Linked DNA regions of Homo sapiens: region 1 is linked to region 2. A link is an interaction called in ENCODE POLR2A ChIA-PET data of the cell type or tissue named here. Cell type or tissue: PC-9. All regions are shown on one strand. Each heading gives the region's core, and the rest is flanking DNA. Links, peaks and the distances in the headings are about the cores only.

Evidence for each region. ChIA-PET counts read pairs that join two places held together with the same protein. Peaks named below come from ENCODE experiments on the same cell type or tissue, not always from the same donor. Only the 100,000 strongest peaks of a DNase experiment are listed, where the experiment ranks them.
Region 1: POLR2A ChIA-PET joins it to region 2 with 8 read pairs; 6 of 35 experiments call an interaction of 5 or more read pairs at or near these places.

What each region holds. Positions count from the first base shown.
Region 1 is chr17:75,622,232-75,627,327 of GRCh38, forward strand. It overlaps MYO15B (myosin XVB), which reads left to right. Exons shown (of 64, transcript NM_001395058.1): 54 at 1,550-1,623; 55 at 1,718-1,833; 56 at 1,944-2,038; 57 at 2,139-2,216; 58 at 2,312-2,408; 59 at 2,540-2,685; 60 at 2,892-3,007; 61 at 3,296-3,429; 62 at 3,613-3,746; 63 at 3,857-3,997; 64 at 4,176-4,618. The coding sequence ends at 4,253. It overlaps RECQL5 (RecQ like helicase 5), which reads right to left. Exons shown (of 20, transcript NM_004259.7): 20 at 4,623-5,096. Among named protein-coding and RNA genes, the nearest start is that of SMIM5, 8.7 kb to the right of the region's middle. In PC-9, for the core only: CTCF peaks have their summits at 3,859 and 4,061; no DNase peak of the experiment used is centred there.
Region 2 is chr17:75,561,490-75,569,193 of GRCh38, forward strand. LLGL2 (LLGL scribble cell polarity complex component 2) reads left to right here. Exons shown (of 26, transcript NM_001031803.2): 7 at 1,527-1,689; 8 at 1,842-1,974; 9 at 2,263-2,317; 10 at 2,864-3,018; 11 at 6,987-7,204; 12 at 7,283-7,350; 13 at 7,489-7,642. Among named protein-coding and RNA genes, the nearest start is that of MYO15B, 22 kb to the right of the region's middle. RefSeq lists a silencer at 699-993 and an enhancer at 5,400-5,549. In PC-9, for the core only: no CTCF peak of the experiment used is centred there; a DNase peak (open chromatin) is centred at 3,792.

The DNA of each region.
Region 1 (5,096 bases), core at 1-5,000, 59 kb after region 2:
ACAGGCTAAGTCTCTGCAGTGCTTACAATGAGATAACTTATGTGTCTGGGAGTGAGAGGTCACTGGAGAGTAAGAATGCAGGGAAGGGGCTGCTGCAGTGGAGAAGGCTTTGTGGCAGAAGCCTTCCTACAGGGAGGGAAGGAGTGAGCACGGGGTGACAGAGAAGGGCAGGCAACAGTTCAGATGTGGGGGGAAGCCTCGGCACCATCACGCACCGGGACCAGCGTGGCTGAGCCTAGTGAGCTGCAGGGAGAACGGAGGATGAGGATGGGGAGCGGATGGTGGGTCCAGGCCACCACAGGCCTTGTAGCCATCATTGGCCTCTGATTTTTGGAGAGATGGGAAACCACCAGAGGATTCTGGAGAGAGACTCGGCTTACATTTCACAGGGTCACTCGGCTGTTGTTTGAGATTCTGGGTGTCTAAGTTTAAAAGCAAAAGGAAGTTATTGCAGTGGTCCCAGGTGAGGGATGGTGCTGGCAGCAAGGGAGAAGCAGAAGATTGAGCCAGCAGAGTGTGCTGACCAATTGCATGTGGGCTACGGGAAGGAGGACAACTACTGTCTTCAAGGAGCAGGTCTTGGCTGGTGGAGGAAATCTGTTTTGGACACGTGAGGTCTGAAATCCCAGACTTCCCAGTGGAGGAGTCTGGGGTTCAAGGGAGAAGGCTGGAGGCAGGCACCAGGAGTCATCAAATGGGACCAGCTGAGGACACGGGGAGAAGGGCAGACAGAGAGAGGTTCAAGGGCACAGCACCGCTCAGAGGTCAGGGAGTTAAGGTGGAGCCAGCAGAGATGAGTAAGAGATCAGAGAAGCAGGGGCCGGGCGCGGCGGCTCCCGCCTGTAACCCCAGCACTTTGGGAGGCCGAGGCAGGTGGATCACCTGAGGTAGGAGTTGCAGACCAGCCCGGCCAACATGGTGAAACCCCGTCTCTACTAAAAACACAAAAATTAGCTGGGCGTGGTGGAGCACACCTGTAGTACTCGGAAGGTTGAGGCAGGAGAATCGCTAGAACCCAGGAGGGTGGAGGTTGCAGTGAGCCAAGATGGCACCACTGCACTCCAGCCTGGGTGACAGGGCAAGACTGTCTCAAAAAAATAAAAAATAAATGAAAAGGCCGGGCACGGAGGCCCACATCTGTAATCCCAGCACTTTGGGAGGCCAAGGCGGGTGGATCACCTGAGGTCAGGAGTTCGAGATTAAACCTGGCCAACGTAGTGAAACCCCATCTCTGCTAAAAATACAAAAGTTAGCTGGGCGTGGTGGCACGCGCCTATTAATACTTGGGAGGCTGAGGCAGGAGAATTGCTTGAACCTGGGAAGCAGATTGCAGTGAGCTGAGATCATGCCATTGCATTCCAGCCTGTGTGACAGAGGGAGACGGGAGCAGCGAAGAAAGTAACTGAGTAGCCAGTGCAGTGATGTCTTAAGCTGAGAGAGACATCTTGAGCCAGCCCCAGCCCATGGCCTAGCAGGGTTTCTCCAGGGCTTCAGACCCCAGGCTCACCGCTGCCATCCCTCACCCCACCTGCCCTTCCTGTCCCCACAGCTGTGCCAGCAGGAGAAGCTGAGGGATGAGATTTACTGCCAGGTTATCAAGCAGGTCACGGGACACCCCCGGCCGTGAGTGGGGACCGGTGGCTTCTGGGGGTGGCTTCTGGGGGCAGCTGGGCACTGTGGCCTGGCCAGCCTGAAGCCCGAGCGCTCTGCCCTGCAGGGAACACTGCACTCGAGGCTGGAGCTTCCTCAGCCTTCTCACAGGCTTCTTCCCCCCGTCGACCAGGCTGATGCCCTACCTGACCAAGTTTCTGCAGGATTCAGGCCCCAGCCAAGGTGCCCGTGGGAAGGGGAGATGGAGGAGAGGCAGGGGTTTCTAGGACTGGGAACTTGGTGGGCTTGGGGAGACATGGCCATCTCATAACCCCAGGCTGGCTTCTCTGCAGAGCTGGCCCGGAGCAGCCAGGAGCACCTCCAGCGCACAGTCAAATATGGGGGGCGCCGGCGGATGCCCCCACCGGGTGAAATGAAGGCTTTCCTGGTACTGGGGGTGGCGGATGGGCATTGTGGGACACCCTGGGGTGGGGAGTGTCTCCTACAGGAGACCACTGGCCGACTGACCCTGCAACCTGCCTTGGCAGAAAGGACAAGCGATTCGCCTGCTTCTTATTCACCTGCCGGGGGGTGTGGATTATAGGACGAATATCCAGACTTTCACAGTGAGCTTGGGGGCCACCAAGGGAGGAGGCCTTGGGCATCAGTTCTGGGTCCCCCAGCCTCCCTCCCCCTCATCACAGTCTGTCCACATGCCCAGGTAGCAGCAGAAGTGCAGGAGGAGCTGTGCCGGCAAATGGGTATCACGGAGCCTCAGGAAGTGCAGGAATTCGCCCTCTTCCTCATCAAAGAGAAGAGTAAGCTTGGGGACGGAGCCTCACGGTGGGGCCACTCCCCTGCCCAGGGGTGAGGTGGTTTGGTTTCTGCTGGGGTGGCAGGGCCGGGTGTGTGTGGTCTGAGCAGCAGTGGACCTAGGCTCCCCATGCAGGCCAGCTGGTGCGGCCCCTGCAGCCCGCCGAATACCTCAACAGCGTGGTAGTGGACCAGGACGTGAGCCTGCACAGCCGGCGGCTCCACTGGGAGACCCCACTGCACTTCGATAACTCCACCTACATCAGCACCCACTACAGCCAGGTCAGCCTGCCTGCCTCCGAGCTGCTGCTGCAGTTTGAGGGCGCGGCTTCCTGCCTGGGCGACCTCCAAGCCCCTCTCCCCACAAGGGTGTGGGTCTGTGGTGGCTGGGGGGTGACAGTGGCAAAAGGAGGCTTGAGCCTCTAGAGCCACCAACTGATGGGGGGCTTTGGACCACCGCTGCCCTCCTCACCGTGCTCCCCGCACAGGTGCTGTGGGACTACCTTCAGGGGAAGCTGCCAGTCAGCGCCAAGGCAGACGCGCAGCTCGCCAGGCTGGCCGCCCTGCAGCACCTCAGCAAGGCCAACAGGAATACCCCCTCAGGGTGAGTGGAGGCACCTCCCGCCCCTAAGCCCCTCCCCTTCTCTAAGGTCAAGGCCATTTGACTGGTACCCTTCCTGGCCCTAAATGGACTGGCCAGGAGCAGCGGGGCCTGTGAACATCTGTCCTCTCCACCCCACCCCGAGCTCCTCTGGTGCAGGACCCTCACCTCATTCATGTGTATGGATGTCTAGTCTTGCCCACAATAGGCACTGGTTATTTGGCACGTGCTGTATGCCCAGCCCTGTACCAGGTGGTCAGGGGCCAAACTGACCCTGGTCACACATCCTAGGCAGGACCTGCTAGCTTACGTGCCAAAGCAGCTGCAACGGCAGGTGAACACGGCCTCCATCAAGAACCTGATGGGTCAGGAGCTGAGACGGCTGGAAGGACACAGCCCCCAGGAAGCACAGATCAGCTTCATTGGTGGGTCTGGGACTAGGGGACCGCTGGGTGGGGGCTGGAGGCCAAGAGGGAAGGAATGCAGGTAGAGGGGCGAGGAGGGGTCTGCGCCTGCCCTGTCCCTCTCAGCTGACCTGGGGGACCAAGCAGAGCAGGTTCCAGGGCCCCAGCAGTCAGATTTCCTGCCTGCACCCTCTCCACCCGCAGAGGCCATGAGCCAGCTGCCCCTCTTCGGCTACACCGTCTATGGGGTGCTGCGAGTGAGCATGCAGGCCCTGTCCGGACCCACTCTCCTGGGGCTCAACCGCCAGCATCTCATCCTCATGGACCCCAGCTCCCAGGTGGGCACAGCTCTTGCCTCAGCACTGGCCTAGGGACCCTTGGGCTGTTCCATCACCCACAATGACCCCTCCCCGGAGAGGAGACCAGCCCTGCTCTCTGCTGCCCCCAGAGCCTGTACTGCCGCATTGCCCTGAAGAGCCTGCAGCGGCTCCACCTGCTAAGCCCTCTGGAGGAGAAGGGGCCCCCTGGCCTGGAAGTCAACTATGGCTCAGCTGACAACCCCCAGACCATCTGGTTTGAGCTGCCACAGGTGAGTGGCCAGGCCTCTGGCCACCTTGCGAAGGTGGATGTGAGGGCCTTGCCCCAGCATGGCGTGCAGTGGGAGCCCAGGCCCAGGCCGATGCCCACTGCTCCGGAGTGCTGTGGGCCGGGGCAGAGGCGAGGGGCTGGCTGGGGAGCCCTCTTGTAACAGGCCTTTCTCTGGGCAGGCCCAGGAGCTGCTATACACCACTGTCTTCCTGATAGACAGCAGTGCCTCTTGCACTGAGTGGCCCAGCATCAACTGAGAGGAGTGCAGGCCGGGGAGAGAAGAGGATGAGGCCTCCCCCGGCCCAAGTCTCACCCACATGGTCTGCCTTGGATGCTATCAGATCACTGTTCTAGAACCTGCCTCAGCACAGCCCAGCCGGCCCACATGCAGGCCATGAGGCAGGGGCTGCTATCACGTCACCAGCAGGCAAAGAAAACAGCCAGACCCTCTCCAGGACGGCCTGGGGCCAAAGCGGGCTGCAGGAACTCGGCTGGGGCACCTGAGGTTGCCCAGTCTGAGGGAGATGCCCACCCGACCCCAGGCTCCGCCCAGGCCCCACATTAGCACAAGCCCAGGCATGGGAGAAACAGCTGCTGAGGAAATAAAACTCCCTGGAGAAAAGGGCTGTGTGCACGCCTGCATGCCCCACAACAACACAACTTTATTCCTCTCCCAAACATCTGTCAGGCCTGGCCTTCCTGAGCAGGAGCTGAGCAGGAACAGGGCCTGGCTGCCTCTCCTCTGCCACAGCTCTGACCTGGGCAAGGCTGGAAGCTGGCATCGTAATGGATGGGGGAGTGGGTGGAGGATCTGAGGGTCCCCTGGGTAGGTTCCGATACCTTGGACAGGTGGGCCTCATCCTGACTTAGAACTCGGGGAGGGGCCACTCTTCCTTCCCCTTCTTCCAGCAGCAGCTCCACCACCCTCCACCTTCTGTCCTCGACATGTGTCCCAGAAAACCCAGCCATGAGGACCGCTCTGAGAAGGGTCTATAGGCTTTGCAAGCAGAAAGAAAGGTGGGCTGACCTCTGACCTGGATTCAGGGGGTGTCTGGGGTCATCCCCAAAGCCAAGTATGGTTGGAAAGGAGAAGGACTGAG
Region 2 (7,704 bases), core at 1,804-6,803:
GGCGGCACACGTCTGCAGTCTCAGCTACTTGGGAGGTGGGAGGATCACTTGAGCCCAGGAGTTGGAGGCTGCAGTGAGCCATGATCAGGTCACTACCCTCCAGCCTGGGTGACAGAATGAGATCCTGTCTCTAAAAAGATTAAAAATTAGGCCGGGCGCGGTGGCTCACGCCTGTGATCCCAGCACTTTGGGAGGCGGAGGCGGGTGGATCACCTGAGATCAGGAGTTCGAGACCAGCTTGGGCAACATGGCGAAACCCCGTCTCTACTAAAAGTATAAAAAATTAGCCTGGCATGGTTGTGGGTGCCTGTAATCCCTGATACTCGGGAGGCTGAGCAGGGAGAATTGCTTGAACCCCGGAGGTGGAGGTTGTGGTGAGCCGAGGTCACACCACTGCACTCCAGCCTGGGCAACAGAGCGAGACTCCCATCTCAAAAAAAAAAAATTAAATATTGAATATTAAAGTCCCCTTCAACTCTCACTCTTGATTCAAATTCTAATGTCAGTGAGGTCAGTGCTAGCAGTAGATGTGCCAGATATAGATAATGTGGAGAGCTTGGGTTTAGTGTGGCTTGGGTCCAGGCTGGGTCCACTTCCCACATCCTTGCTGTTGGCTGTTGGTCCTGTGCCTGCTGCCTTGTGGTTTTTTTGTTGGCTGCAACACCTCCAGCCCTCACGGCAGCATTCCAGGCCTGGAGACGGGGCAGGGGTCAAGGCTCCAGGGCCAGGCCAACTCACACAGAGTTTTGTTTTATGGGGCTAAAAAACTTCTTTATTATTAAACACTCCCTTTTGCAAAAATGCACTGAATATGAATGTACAGTTTAACAGATTCTTGTAGAGCATCCTTGCAGCCTTCCTGCCGGGCATAGAAATAGAACTTTGATGCCCTCCGGAGGTCTTATGCACCCTTCCTAGTCAAGGCTCCCTCTTGCCCCCACATTGACTTTTCCAGAAGTCACTGCCTTGCCTTGCCTTATAATTGTACCGCCTGTGTTTACATCACTGGAGGTTGTGTCCATGTCTCTGTCTTGTTCTACATGCTGCCCTTCTCCCCTTGGTGACATGTCCTAGCCATCTTTCTTTCTTTTTTTTTGGAAATGGAGTCTCACTCTGTCACCCAGGCTGGAGTGCAGTGGCACGATCTCGGCTCACTGCAACCTCCGCCTCCTGGGTTCAAGCAATTCTCCCGCCTCCGCCTCCCAAGTAGCTGGGGTTATAGCCATGTGCCACCACGCCCAGCTAATGTTTTATATTTTTAGTAGAGACAGGGTTTTGCCATGTTGGCCAGGCTGCTCTCAAACTCCTGACCTCAAGTGGCCTGCCCACCTTGGGCTCCCAAAGTGCTGGGATTACAGGCATGAGCCACCACGCTCGGCCATCCACTGCGCCCAGCCCCTAGCCATATTTCTATGCTGGCACATGGAGCAGCCACCTCTGCATAGGGAGCCCCATGGCTGTGCCATGCTGGGGGCCATTCCCCCTGGTGGACGGCATCGGAGGCTCACGGCACTCCCCTCGCCCAGGTTGCCAGAGGAGGCCCGCCACCGGCGTGTGTTCGAGATGGTGGAGGCACTGCAGGAGCACCCTCGAGACCCCAACCAGATCCTGATCGGCTACAGCCGAGGCCTCGTTGTCATCTGGGACCTACAGGGCAGCCGCGTGCTCTACCACTTCCTCAGCAGCCAGGTAGGCAGTGCCCAGGACATGGCAGGCGCCATGTTGCTCTCCCAGGGCCCCAAGTGGCACATACACACTGTGCAGAGGCATGGGGTGCAGGCGATGGGAACGCCGCCTCGGTCCAGCGTGCTGCCCTCTGTCCCTCTCCTCTTCCTCCATAGCAACTGGAGAACATCTGGTGGCAGCGGGACGGCCGCCTGCTCGTCAGCTGTCACTCTGACGGCAGCTACTGCCAGTGGCCCGTGTCCAGCGAAGCCCAGCAACCAGAGCCCCTCCGCAGCCTCGTGCCTTACGGTCAGTGTTTCACCCGCCGGGCAGGGCCCACCCCCAGTGCCTCCTGGATTCAGGTGCAGGTTGCTCAATTCTGAAGCAAACTCCAGGGCCAGAGAGGGTAAAGGCTTTGTCCAAAGCCACACAGCAGGGTTCGCCTCACCCAGTTTCTTGGGGAACTTCTCGGAGCAAGATTCCCAAGCACAGGTCTACCATGTGGATGTGGCATGAGCTAGAGGGATCTGTGCCTGTGGGGACTGACACTTGTCTGAGAGTTTGAGGATCCGTTCAAGCCGATTCCTTTCCTTTCAGGTCCCTTTCCTTGCAAAGCGATTACCAGAATCCTCTGGCTGACCACTAGGCAGGGGTAGGTATCCATGCTGGTCCTCTTTCCTCTCCAGAGCCTTCCTGGAGGGCTAGAAAGGTCACTTAGGCCTCTGCCTGGGAAGTTGGTGCCAGTGAACACTCTCAGGTCCCGTGTTGGGGTCTTGGACACCAGGGAGGGGAGACAGGGTAGACGCTATTCACGTCTCTCAGCGGCCCAATTCCTGCCAAGTTCATTCTTGCTCCTTTCTTCCACCTTCCCAGAGAGACGGTACTGAGCAGCAGGTCTTAAACTCCTTTAGTTGGCAGCCCTGTTTCTTCAGACAAAATCACTCTGGGTGATGTTCAAACAGAATTGGTGGGGGCACCCAGCATGAGGCAGGAGTGGCTGCTGAGACTCAGAGCCCCCAGCCTGGATGCCCTCACCTTACCTCCAAGTCCTCCTGGGCTGTAGCAGTTGGAAGGAGATGGGGTCCAGTCTCCCCTGCTCCTGGGGACCTTGACTGAGTGGTGACTTTGATTGCCGGCCTGTGGCTGTTGAGGCTGTGCCAGGAGCCCCAGCCCACTGCCGCTCCTCTGTGCCTGCCAGGTTGCCCTTCACCATCTTCCAGGGTGGCATGCCACGGGCCAGCTACGGGGACCGCCACTGCATCTCAGTGATCCACGATGGCCAGCAGACGGCCTTCGACTTCACCTCCCGTGTCATCGGCTTCACTGTCCTCACAGAGGCAGACCCTGCAGCCAGTAGGAGAGCTTCGGGAGTGGGTGCCCAGGGTTAGGTGTGGGAGGCATGGGGCAGGACCATCAGTAAAGACAGGGCCAGGTGCAGTGGCTCCTGCCTGTAACCCCAGTGCTGTGGGAGGCCAAGGTGGTAGGATCGCTTGAACCCAGGAGTTCAAGTCCAGCCTGGACAACGTAGGGAGACCCTTGTCTCTACAAAAAATAAAAAAATTAGCCAGGTGTTGTGGCACGTACCTGTAGTCCTAGCTACTCAGGAGGCTGAGGTGGGAGGATCACTTGAGCCTGGGAGGTGGAGGTTGCAGCGAACCAGGATCATGCTACTGTACTCAGCCTGGGTGACATAGCCAGACTGTGTCTCAAAAAAAAAAAAAAAAAGGGCTCTGCACAGATGTTCCTAAGCCTACCACTGTCCTGAGTCCCTTAGCCTCACTGCACCCCAAGGTGCAGTGTCATCAAGCCCTACAGCTCCTTTCTCTGCCTCCCTGCCACCCTCCCCAGCTAGAGACCCAGCCCAGCCACACCTCCTGTCTGCCCCGGGCTCTCTGCCCTTTCCAGACTGTAATGGGACTTAGCCCACAGGGGGCTGATCTGTACTGTTGGATTTAACACCCACCCCGCTGAGGCAAGAGGGTCCTGGCTTAGAGATGGCAAAGCCCGCCTTCTGGGCAGGGCAGAAGGTGGCTGTGCAGCCTCCTGGAGCTCCAGCAGGACCGGCAGAGCCCTGAGTCAGCCTCGTAAATTGTGTGACAGGCAAGACCAGAAAGGGCTGATGTTGAAACCTGGAGAGGAGCCCTGCAGGAGCTCTCCAGGAGGGAGGGCCCTCTCCTAATGATGCTGGCCTGAAAGGGCCTGAGGCCGAAAGGTGAGGGGGCGGGGCTGTTCAGGACACCTGGTCTGTGTACTCACGGCCTCTATCTACCCTGTTCAGGGGAACCCCAAACCTGCTTTTCTTTCTTTCTCAGCCTCTCCTCCCTCCTCACACCCTGGATGCTGAGAGCAGGGCCCAGCTCTGCTCTTTCCACAACATTTGGGCCATGTTGGCACAGAGCGGGGGCCTCTTGGGCTATGGTGGCCACACTCCCCGGGCTAACTGAGTTACCTGATTCCCAGCGGAAAGGTCAGGAAGGGAGGGAAGAAACTTGCTGAGCTACAAATTCGAGACTGCTGGGGCTTTCTAGGACAGGCCACCTTCCTGCAATTGTCCCTCTGTGTCCCCAACTCCCCGCAGTCCCGCAGGCCAGGAGGTGGGTGCCTGATGAGCGGTGCTTCCCTCAGATGATATGTGGGCACCCTGAAGCTCTCACGTAATGGTTCTGCTGTGCCGGGTTGTGACCCAGCTGTCCTTGGTAGGCTCTCCTGTTTAATGAGCAACTGCTATATGCCAGGCCCTGTTCTAGAAACAGATGAGGCCCCTGTTCCCATGGAACTTAGATCTGAGTATGTGGACAGAGTGAGTAGGTTGCCAGATAATGTCAGAGGTAAGAAAAAAGCCAGGCAGAGGACAGCAGTGCTGGTTTAGACAAGGGTTGGCAAGGCCTCCCTGATAAGGGGACGTATTTGCGCAGACACGGAAGCAGTCTGATGGAAGGCTTGCCCTGTAGGGACCTGGGGTGCAGACTGAGCTGGGAGGGCTCTTGGCTTGCTCCAATGAGGTAGGGGCGAAGAGAGGGCAGAATGGCCCCCGTGCTGGTCCAGATGTGGCCAGCGCCAGATCGTATAGAGCCGTGGAGGCACGGTAAGGACTTGGGGTTTGAGGGAGATGAGGGCCCTGAGCAGGGGTGCCATGATCTAGCCTCTGCTCCAGAAGGATCTGTCTGGCTGCCATGTGGGGGACACGGAGTGGAGCAAAGACGGGAGCCCAGTGAGAGTCGAGGGAGAGGTGACCTCAGCTTGGGCTGCGGTGCAGGCCATGGGACTGGCAGGAGGTGGCTGGGGTTACGCTGTCTTTTCTAACATTCAGCATTGGCTCAGGGGCCAGGTCAGGGCTCACAGACTGTTGCTATAAAGGGCTGGGTGGCTTTCTTCCCCACAGCTACTCAGCCTAATGCCATTGCAGAGCACATGTAGCCATGGACAACACAAGGGGCGTATCCGTGTTCCAGGACAGCCATATTGACAGGAATAGGCAGGAGGCCAGATTTGGTCCTCAGGCTGTAATTTCTTGGCCCCTTGTCTAGGGAGAGGTAAACGAGGGGAGGAGAGATCAGTCAAGGATGACGTGAGGGTTTGCTGGGAGCACCAGGAATCCTGGAGAAGGTAGTGGCAAGAGGGTGCAGCAAGCTCAGCTGGGCGGGGATCAAGTCTGAGGACTTAATGTCTCCTCTGATCTCCAGACCCATAAGGGAGATGCTGAGTAGACAACTGGGGCTTATGGGTCTGGAGTTCAGAGGAGAGATCGGGAAGGTGTCCATTTGGAGTCATCCACGCAGAGATGTGTGAAGGCTGCTCAATGATTTTGAGGTTTAAAGAAAAAAAGAGATGTGAAACCAGGGGCCCTGATGAGGCTGCCCAGGTGGTAAGGAAGACAGAAGAGAAGCCATGGGACAGCTGAGCCCGGGCACCCTCAAGCCTTGGAGGCATGAAGTTTGGTGGGGATCTGGCAAAGAACACCTGGGAGCAGCCAGCGGGCAGCAGACCCCAGAGTAGCAGGGAAGACAAGCACTTCAAAGAGGCAGCGTCAGCCAGGGGCAGTGGCTCAGCTGTAATCCTAGCACTTTGGGAGGCCAAGGATGGCAGATCACCTGAGGTTAGGGGTTCGAGACTAGCCTGGCCAACATGGTGAAACCCTGTCTCTACTAAAAATAAAAAATTAGCCAGGCATTGGTGGTATGTGCCTGTAATCCCAGCTACTCGAGAGGCTGAGGCAGGAGAATCTCTTGAACCCGGGAGGCAGAGGTTGCAGTGAGCCGAGATCATGCCATTGCACTCCAGCCTGGGCAACAAGAGCGAAACTCCGTCTCAAAAAATAAAAAAGAAAAACAAAAATTAGCCAGGCGTGGTGGTGAGTGCCTGTAATCCCAGCTACTTGGGAAGCTGAGGCAGGAGAATCGCTTGAACCCGGGAGGCGGAGGTTGCAGTGAGCTGAGATCGCACCACTACACTCCAGCCTGGGTGACAGAGCAAGACTCCATCTCAAAAAAAAAAGAGAAAAAAAAGACTGGGCACAGTGGCTCATGCCTGTAATCCCAGCATTTTGGGAGGCCAAGGTGGGAAGATCACTTGAGCCCAGGAGTTCAACACCAGCCTGAGCAACATGGCGAAACCCTGTCTCTACCAAAAATACAAAAGTTAGCTGGGTATCGTGGCTCACACCTGTAATCCCAGCTACTTGGGAGCCTGAGGCAGGAGGATCGCTTGAACCTGGAGGTGGAGGTTGCAATGAGCCGAGATCACACCACTGTACTCCAGCCTGGGCGACAGAGTGTGAAACCCTGTCTCGAGAAAAGAAAAAAAAAAAAAAAGACAAATGGTTTAATCATCCAGCGCACATTTATTGAGCACTAGCTGGGTCCAGGCCTGAGTGAGGTGATGTGATTGTGTGCAGTAAAGAAAATGCCACCCCTAGCAACTGGTGTGCTGAAGACCACGCGTGCTGCTGCCTGTGGGGAGAGGCTTGACAGGTGCATCTGAGCAGGGAGAGCAGGCCCCATGGAGGAGAAACCAGGGAAGAGGGTTGGCAGGCACAGCTGCATGCCTCTGGGGTGCCTATCCTGGTTGGGACCCTGCCTTCCAGCCAGGTGTATCCCCCCAGGAGCCCTGTGCCAGGGAGCTCTCAGCAGCCTTGCATGCAGAGCCAGGGCTACTGCCCACACCTGCTGCCCTCCTGGAGATGGAAAGGCTTTGCTCAAGCAGCCAAGAACAGGGCTTTCTGGATCTGCAGATGCCCTGGCTCCAACCCTGGAGCTTCTGATTCCACAGAGCTGGGCTGCTTCCTCCTGGCCCCGGCCCCTGACCCTTGCCCTGTACCCCAGCCTTTGACGACCCCTATGCCCTGGTGGTGCTGGCTGAGGAGGAGCTGGTGGTGATTGACCTGCAGACAGCAGGCTGGCCACCGGTCCAGCTGCCCTACCTGGCTTCTCTGCACTGTTCCGCCATCACCTGCTCTCACCACGTCTCCAACATCCCGCTGAAGCTGTGGGAGCGGATCATTGCCGCCGGCAGCCGGCAGAACGCACACTTCTCCACCATGGTAGGTCTGGCCCTGGCCCCAGCCCCAGCCCCACCGCAAGCCAAACTCTCCCATGGACTTCTTGGTCTCTTTTTCTAGGAGTGGCCAATTGATGGTGGCACCAGCCTGACCCCAGCCCCACCCCAGAGGGACCTGCTGCTCACAGGGTAGGGTACTTTGATGCTACCCCACCTCTTCCCAGTAGGATATGTGGGGTGGGAGCAGAGCCCTGAGGTGGACGAGCCAGCCCCTGGGCATCCCGGCTGGCATCCCTCTCACGCCTGGCAGGTGGGTTCTGCCCACAGGCACGAGGACGGCACGGTGCGGTTCTGGGATGCCTCGGGTGTCTGCCTGCGGCTGCTCTACAAACTCAGCACTGTGCGCGTGTTCCTCACCGACACGGACCCCAACGAGAACTTCAGTGCCCAGGGCGAGGACGAGTGGCCCCCACTCCGCAAGGTGAGGCCAGGAGCCTGGGACCCAGGAAGGGCAGAGGCCAGCTGGGTCCTGTCCCCGTGGCT